Regions from separate parts of the Homo sapiens genome. Here region 1 is linked to region 2. Evidence: chromatin contacts called from ENCODE Hi-C or POLR2A ChIA-PET data. All regions are on one chromosome and are shown on one strand. Each heading gives the region's core, a stretch centred on a gene start or an enhancer-like site at or near the end of the contact. The rest is flanking DNA. Distances are from core to core; before and after follow the strand shown. Region 1 overlaps TBC1D15 (TBC1 domain family member 15). Region 2 holds the start of TPH2 (tryptophan hydroxylase 2).

The links. A loop is a pair of places that touch in the nucleus more often than their neighbours do. ChIA-PET counts read pairs that join two places held with the same protein, here RNA polymerase II (POLR2A). Pooled maps may share reads with other maps.
Region 1: a map with no recorded cell type shows a loop between it and region 2 (3-fold over the local background). The contact joins the enhancer-like site here to the promoter of TPH2 in region 2. A Hi-C loop is called at or near these places in 1 of 37 single-sample maps with no recorded cell type and 3 of 50 pooled maps. POLR2A ChIA-PET finds 5 or more read pairs at or near these places in 6 of 52 experiments (H1, OCI-LY7, Panc1 and 3 more).

Annotation. Positions count from the first base shown.
Region 1 is chr12:71,869,195-71,873,373 of GRCh38, forward strand. TBC1D15 (TBC1 domain family member 15) reads left to right here. Exons shown (of 17, transcript NM_001146213.3): 2 at 2,876-2,974; 3 at 3,735-3,809. Among named protein-coding and RNA genes, the nearest start is that of TBC1D15, 32 kb to the left of the region's middle. Within about 2 kb of position 1,423, at least 4 of the 41 ENCODE cell types and tissues checked have a DNase peak (open chromatin) inside an H3K27ac peak, as active enhancers do.
Region 2 is chr12:71,937,361-71,941,981 of GRCh38, forward strand. TPH2 (tryptophan hydroxylase 2) reads left to right here and starts at 1,485. Exons shown (of 11, transcript NM_173353.4): 1 at 1,485-1,731; 2 at 4,224-4,373. The coding sequence starts at 1,627. RefSeq lists a silencer at 1,351-1,650.

The sequences.
Region 1 (4,179 bases), core at 173-2,672, 68 kb before region 2:
GATTTCACCTATATGTGGAATATGTATAATTAAAAAAACAACTCAGGGCTGGGTGCTGTGGCTCATGCCTGTAATCCCAGCACTTTGAGAGGCCAAGGTGGGCAGGTCACCTGAGGTCAGGAGTTTGAGACCAGCGTGGCCAACGTGGTGAAACCCCATCTCTACTAAAAACAGAAAAATTAGTCGGGCATGGTGGTGCATGCTTGTAATCCCAGCTACTCGGGAGGCTGAGGCAGGAGAATCACTTGAACCTGGGAGGCAGAGGTTGCAGTGAGCTGAAATTGTGCCACTGCACTCCAGCCTGGGCAACAGAGCAAAACTGTGTCTCAAAAACAAAACAAAACAAAACAAAACAAAACTCAAGTACAGAGAATTAAACAGTGGTTACCACTAGTCAGGGTTGCTAGGAAATGGAGAGATGTAGGTCAAAGGATAGAAAATAGATACATATGCTGAACAAGTCTAGAGATCTAATGTACAACATGCAGACTAAAGTTAATAAAATTGTATTGCAGAAGGTGGAGATTTTAAGGGATTTCTTTTCCATTTTTCATATCTTTTTTTGTGTTCCTAGGTATGAGCATCTGGTTCACCCTCCTGTTTGATAAACTGAAGTCTAGAAAATTTAGTTTATACTTCTGGACTTTCCTTTTTTCATGTTACTCTTTAAAATTATTTTTAAATATATGACTATATTTTCGCTTTGAAATATTCAAATAAGTCAGAGGCATTAACATAGAAAGTTAACAGTTCCTGTTTCAACCTTTTCTCATCCTACTCTCCTGAAGTAGTCTTTGTTAATACCTTAAAGTATCCTCCCAGAATTTGTTCTGTATATTTCACACAGATAGAAACTTCATAAAAGTGTAAATGTCAGCATACTATATATACATGATGATTTTTCTGTGTGCATTGTCTGTTTCCCCATCCATTTAATCTGCCTCATCCTATAACTCCAGAATAGTATCCCCCAAAGAATGGATATCCCAGGATATATTTGATAATTTTCCTATTTGTGAATATTTAGATGCATACCCTCCCTTTCCTCCTCCCCTTCTCCTCCTTCTCCTTCCTCTAACATTATAAATAATACTGCTGTGAATATTCTTATGCATATTTTTGTACATTTATCTGTAGGCTTTAAAATTTTTCATCTCTGTACAAACAGTATAGAATTATCTCCCACCCTTTCTCAGCTCATCCTATCCCCATGTAAGCTTCTGTTTATATGCTGGTCTGATGCTTAACAGCTATTTCAGGAAAGGCCATCTTACTTAGGTTTTTGAAATCAAAACTTCCTTGGTGATCTTAATTACTTAAAAGACTGTTTCCTGACATAAGTCCATATCACAGTTGATTAACATAACACATCCGAGAGAGGCAGTAAAAGTAATGTGGAACCTTTATAATGTAGTGGCTAAGAGCGCAGTTTTCTGTTGTCAGACTCCTTGGGTTTCAGTTTCATCACCACCGGTTATTATTTGCCTCATTTGGGCAGTTATTTCACCACTTTCAGTTGTCTTATTCACACAAATGGGCTTCTCATCCCAATGATGTAGTAGAATGTAGTTATATAATCTGTGATTTAGGGTGGTTGTAAGGATTAAGTTACAATATAAGGAGTTCCTAGTGTATAAGTGTTCCGTAAATGTTAGCTAAAAACAGGAAGATACATACCTATTTACATTTATGAATGAAGGAGTGATAGACTCTGATAGTGCTTGTCTTGCATTGCTGACCCATGATATTCTGAAGACTAATATTAATAAAAGGTCTACAGAAATAGAATAATATACACTATTGACCAGACTTATATATGTGAAAAGTTCTTAGGTCTAGAAGTGACTGTTTTTTACTTATTTTCATAATTAAAAAAATTTTTAAATGGTTTGAAATGGGTCTCAAGAATGGAATCTCAATTTATAACATTATGTCTATGAAAAATGAGGCTTAACCTTAAATGTTTAAACTTACTTAGGAGTTAACTTAAGTCTCCCCTATATTCCCATAGGAATTTATTCAAGGATTATGTCTTTATCATCTTCATGTACTTTTGGTCTTTTATGTGCTTTTTACATATAGAAGCACTCAGTTAATATTGTGAAATTGAGTTAGTGAGTCATTTCTAGGAGTCTCCATCACTACTCTGTTTATTTTTGTTCTCATCACTGCTCTTTAAAATTCCTGTATTATTTCCCGAATTTCTATGCCATGGTGTTTCAAAAACACGCCAAAATGATCTTACAGTAAAAATGTGCTATTATGGGAATAGTTAGAAAGGATTGATTCCTCATTGTGTTTCATTTGTTCTTATTCTTAGATATTTTCAAGTGCATTTTCAATTCGAGCTCAGTATTTTCCTTAATGCTCATGAAAAAAAAATACTTATTTTTTTGATTTTTTATAGAGATGAGTTCTTGCAGTATTGTCCAGGCTGGAGTGCAGTGGCTATTAACAGGTGCAGTCATAGCACCCTACAACCTTGAACTCCTGGGCTCAAGCCCAGCCTCCCAGGTAGTTGGGACTACTGGCATGTGCCACTGCATCTGGCAAAAAATATAAATTTTAGGTGGAATTTAAATATTGAGACTTGTTGCAATTAGTCTGACATCTTTGTTTAAGTAGAAGATCAAGATTGTGATTATCACGAATCTGATAAACTTTCATGCATTAACAAAGCAGAATTAATTCCAGTTTATGTTTGCTTGATTGAAGTGCTGTTAACTCTGAGAGGTATTTTTTTAAATAATACATTTATATATGAAATAATCAGAAACTTGGCCAAGTATGATAAGAAAATATATCTTAATATTTTAACATGTTAAAATAGTACTCAATAGAAATTATGTGACTAACTTTATTTTTGCTGTTTTAGATTATATATGAACAAGAAGGAGTATATATTCACTCATCTTGTGGAAAGACCAATGACCAAGACGGCTTGATTTCAGGAATATTACGTGTTTTAGAAAAGGTAAGTTTCTAGTAAATGATTTTATTTAATAATAGTTTATGGTAGTGATTCATCTTTGGAGAATTATCAGAAAGTTTGAATTTCATGTGTAAGATACAATTATGTAATTGAACAGTAATTGTAAATTTAACACCGAAATGATGTAATAGTCAAACACACGCTCCTTGACTTATGATGGGGTTATGTCTTGATAAACCCATCATAAATTGAAGATATTGTTTATCAAAAATGCATTTAATACACCTAACTTACTGGACATCATAGCTTAATTTCCTTAAACGTGCTTAGAACACTTACATTAGCCTACAGTTGGGCAAAATTATCTAACATAAAGCCTGTTTTATAATCAAGTGTTGATTATCTCATGTAATGAATTGAATACTGTGCTGAAAGTGAAAAACAGTGTTTCTGTGGTTACCTGAAGTATGATTTCTACTGCATGTGCATTGCTTTTACACCATCCTATTACAAAAAAATCCTGAGTCAAACCATCATGAGTCAGGGACCGTCTGTACTTTAGATAAAATGACATGGAATATTCTAAAACTTACGTAGAAGTTGTAGCAATATAAATTTTTCATGATGAAAAGTAGGCAGAATTTGAAAAATCTATGTAACATTTTTGATTTACATATGATGTTAGCATATTTAAAATGTAGATATTTAAGAGGCTGAAATTTTATTTTGGGTTCAGGGAATAAAATAATTAAGAATAACATATTGCTGAATATTAAATATAGTTCATAATTTCTTTCTCTAGGATGCCGAAGTAATAGTGGACTGGAGACCATTGGATGATGCATTAGATTCCTCTAGTATTCTCTATGCTAGAAAGGTATTTAAGAAAAAAATGTGTTACTAAGGGAATGCCATTTAAAAAATAACAGTATTATCCATATATAATTCACATACCATAAAATGCATCCTTTTAAAGCATACAATTCAGTGGTTTTTAGCATATTTACAGAGTTGTGCAGCCATCCACCAGTATCTAATTTTAGAACATTTTCATCACCCTCCAGAACTCTGTCAGCAGTTAACCCCTCATTTCACCTACTTTCAGTCACTGGCAATCACTAATCTACTTTCTGTCTCTAAGGATTTGCCTGTTCTAGACATTTCGTATAAATGGAGTCATGTAATAATGTAGTGTTTTTTTTTGTGACTGGCTTCGTTCACTTTGCATAAGGTTTTCAAGGTTCATC
Region 2 (4,621 bases), core at 235-2,734:
TATTAGCTGATTAGAGCTGACCCTTACAGAAAATGTAAGCCAAATAATATTTTCAGAATTAGATCAATTAATAATTATGTCTCTTCAAGACTCCAGAAACAATTAAACTTCAGTCAATATTAGTTCATCCCGACTTGTTTTGAAATTTTTTTTCTATATAGACAAGCAGTGCCAGCACCAGATTTTGTTTAGATTTTCAGTCAAACAAGCACATTTGGTCAAGAGTTTTTCATTCTTCAGGAGATTGGTAACATTTTCCTGTGGCCTGGTGAATTTTATGACTTTCTAAGGTTTGAATAGTAAGAATATTGATTAATCTATGCATGTCAAGTTGCTGGATTTGATCTAGTTGACATTGATATTTGACAGTATGTTTAGTCATTAAAAGCTCAAATGTCATAGTACTCTTAACCTCTGCTTTCTCCTCACCACATAACGCACAGATCTCGTATATTTAAGTAGCACTTTTTATATGAAAGGGTCATGTCAAAGATTAAATTTCCATGATTTCCAGTAGAGAGAAAAACCACAAGAGTATTAAAATGAATGGCTGATATATGGGAATCTAGTTTCCTTTTATTTCTCATTTAGTAAGGAAGATTCCAGGATTAGTATCTGAGCTATATGTAATCTACATGTGGCTAAATTGAACCCTTACCTTTCCTTTGCAATACATTTTCCTCCATATAACTCTGCATAGAGGCATCACAGGATTAAGAAGAAGCCCTTTTATGAAAGCCATTACACATATATACACTCACACATTTGCATGCACAAAATTAGAATATGTCAAGTCAGAAAAAGCTTATTAACATAAAATGGAGTTGGTCAATGAGTAAAAAAAATATGCTGATGGGAGGGATAAGATCTAGTGTTCGGGAGCACAATAATTTATTTTCTTTTGTATTTTAAAATAACTGGAAGAGTGGAATTGGAATGTTTCTAACACAAAAAGAAATGATAAATGCTTGAGGCAATGGATATCTTGATTACCTTATTTGATCATTACACATTGTACGCTTGTGTCAAAATATCACATGTGCCTTATAAATGTGTACAACTATTAGTTATCCATAAAAATTAAAAATTAAAAAATCCGTAAAATGGTTTAAGCATTCAGCAGTGCTGATCTTTCTTAAATTATTTTTCTAATTTTGGAAAGAAAGCACAAAATCTTTGAATTCACAATTGCTTAAAGACTGAGGTTAACTTGCCAGTGGCAGGCTTGAGAGATGAGAGAACTAACGTCAGAGGATAGATGGTTTCTTGTACAAATAACACCCCCTTATGTATTGTTCTCCACCACCCCCGCCCAAAAAGCTACTCGACCTATGAAACAAATCACACTATGAGCACAGATAACCCCAGGCTTCAGGTCTGTAATCTGACTGTGGCCATCGGCAACCAGAAATGAGTTTCTTTCTAATCAGTCTTGCATCAGTCTCCAGTCATTCATATAAAGGAGCCCGGGGATGGGAGGATTCGCATTGCTCTTCAGCACCAGGGTTCTGGACAGCGCCCCAAGCAGGCAGCTGATCGCACGCCCCTTCCTCTCAATCTCCGCCAGCGCTGCTACTGCCCCTCTAGTACCCCCTGCTGCAGAGAAAGAATATTACACCGGGATCCATGCAGCCAGCAATGATGATGTTTTCCAGTAAATACTGGGCACGGAGAGGGTTTTCCCTGGATTCAGCAGTGCCCGAAGAGCATCAGCTACTTGGCAGCTCAACAGTGAGTACTACGTACCTGGCACTATGGAGAATTATTTTTTAGGGTGTGACCATCTTCTCCTCACCATATGAATCCCTTTTGTAGTGTAAGCACGCACACCTCAAATTTCTCCTTCTTTATAATCTGTCTACCCTGCTTTCCTCCTGTCTGCCTCCAGTCTTCCTCTTCTCTCCATAAGTAAAGCGAGTGTGCCAATCACTGCGTGCTCAACTTTTTTTCCGCAAAGTTTGTAAGTAGAGAGTTAAGAAGTTCCTGAACATTAAGAATGAGAGATTGTATGAATCAATGTCTTAAATCTACAGCCAAAAAAAAAAAAAAAAAAATGGAGTGTGAAGAATTTTGAAAAGCCGTTTATTATGAGGAGGAGGAGTAGGGAGAACAAATTAAATAAATTTCCACGGTTTTCAGAAGATCATTGTGTCTCCTACACCCCCTTCAGTTTACAAAGCCTGGTCTTTAAACATAGAACTATTATTTTCTCTTCTTAGTTATGGGTGCAGGTTATTGGAATAAAAGAAAGATTGGATTCCTTTCAAAAGTTTTTCTGTGTTTCACATTGCTCAATTTTTTTCAGTTTACTTGATGGAATAATGAAAGCAATACACCACTTGCTATAGTATTTAAGGGAGTTTTATGTTTATAATATCTACAGGATAAAAAAGCAGTATTTGCAGGATTTTAGATCCTGCTTTCAGGTAGTAGTCATGGGATTTAATAAAAACCACGAAATAAAAATGTATCCAGGTCCTAGTCATTAAAAATATTAAATGGTATTTTATTACTGTACTATCAGAGTTTATCAACCAAATCCAATTCAGTCTGTATCATAGAATCATCTGTTTTAATTTCGTAGCTCCAAATATGTGCCAGAGGGCTGCGTTGGACTGACATATTATTACTGATAAAAATGTTGAAAAGTAAACATGGCAACTTCTGTAGAATTATTTAAATCAATTTGCAAAAATGAGGCCAAAATGTAAATAGATTTTTTAACATTTAAATATCATGAATATTTGGATGAGATATTACAATGAAGAGTTTTGAAGTCATAATTAACTGCTAGAAGGAAAACAAAGTAAGCTCAGGGTAATGGTTAATGTATGACCCTTTTATATAAAAAATGCTACTTCTGTATGCAAGATCTGTGTGTTGTGTGGTGAGGAGGAGGCAGATGTTAAGAACACTGAGACATTTGAGCTTTTAATGACTAAACATACTGTCAAATGTCAATGTCTGCATAAACTTCTTCCCTCCCTCAAGTCATAAATAATAAAATCTCCATCTCTATTATATATAAATCTAGTGAGTAAGGCAATACTGATGTGTGAAAATAAAGCCAGTAGAGAAATCAGAAGAAGACAATGGCAGATAACTATTCACTGGGTCCCAAAGCAAACCTACATTTCTCAGTTTCATGAGGATGTAGTAGATTGGTACGATTGTATTAAATCACCATTTGCCAGGAGTTACTTCTATGTCTGCCCAATGCTGTATTTGCATATAAAGAATATAAAACAGACCACATAATTTTGCATTGTCTGTCAAATGAAAGTTTCCAGCTTGTTGTTTTTGTTTTGTTTCCTCCCATTCTATTCCTAAATAAAGTTTCCAGCTTTTTATTCTGCATTTCTGGCAATGTGACCTGAGTTACTGGAATCTGTCATTTTTTTCTTTAGCCAGCAGGATTAATAGACATTACTTCATCAGGCAATATAAAATCTTAAGTGGCTAATGAAGTGTTAATCTTTTTCAGTTTCTCAGATTTTTACTGTTTGCCCCTAATAATTAGCTGGCCAGGTTTCTTCCTTCCTGCCTTTCTCCTTTTTTCCTTTTATTTGTCACTGAATTTTAATAGTCACTTCTCAAATATTATCTTCTGACACAGATGGCCTTAGAGTTAGTTATACATGTGTCTGTGCTGAACTTTTGCAGGCAGATTCACATTGACAATGTGGATCTAACTGAAGAAAGTAATACTACCCATTAATTTCTGGGCATGTGCTGACATATTTTGGAATGAAATCGATATTTTGTTTTTAAAATTTAATTGAAACTAAAATTATTTTCAAAAATATGTTTGATCTTATTTTTAATATGGTTAGTAATTAATATAGTTTCCATAGGATTCAACGAGGCTAAGAGATCAAATTTTGTGCTGTAAAATAATCCTAGAAAGGCAGGAATTTTTCATATATGATATTGCAGGCGTTACGACAGTCAGGTTTTTGTTGCTATTAAAGTGAAGCAAATCTGATCCCCTTTTAATTTCAACCACTAGATGATGTCTTAGACCATTGGAAAATAGTGTCTCAGAATAAATTAGACCAATATTTATGACTGAAAGTTATGAGTGACACGGCAACTTCACCTTAAGTTTGTATGATTGGTGGAGCTTCCAGCTTATGAATGACATGTATGGGAAAAATCTAATTACGGAGGATTCTGGAACCCTAACTAATATTTTGTTTTATTATGCTTCGACATTCCTGAAGCTAAATAAACCTAACTCTGGCAAAAATGACGACAAAGGCAACAAGGGAAGCAGCAAACGTGAAGCTGCTACCGAAAGTGGCAAGACAGCAGTTGTTTTCTCCTTGAAGAATGAAGTTGGTGGATTGGTAAAAGCACTGAGGCTCTTTCAGGTGAATGTGAAATATCATTACATAATTTTAAAAGTGACCGTGTGCCTGGGTACAAACCTGTTATCTGCTATGAAACATTACTGAATCAATTTCTGGATAATGTGGTGAAAGATTCAAAGGAACCAAACTTCGTGAGGCTTTAAAAGGGGAGTTGTCTGTCAAGCAATGAAATAAGCAGAATTGCCTAAGCTGTGGCTTATTAATGCAGAGTTAGCTGGTTAGGAACTCTGAAGACTATTGCCAGGTTA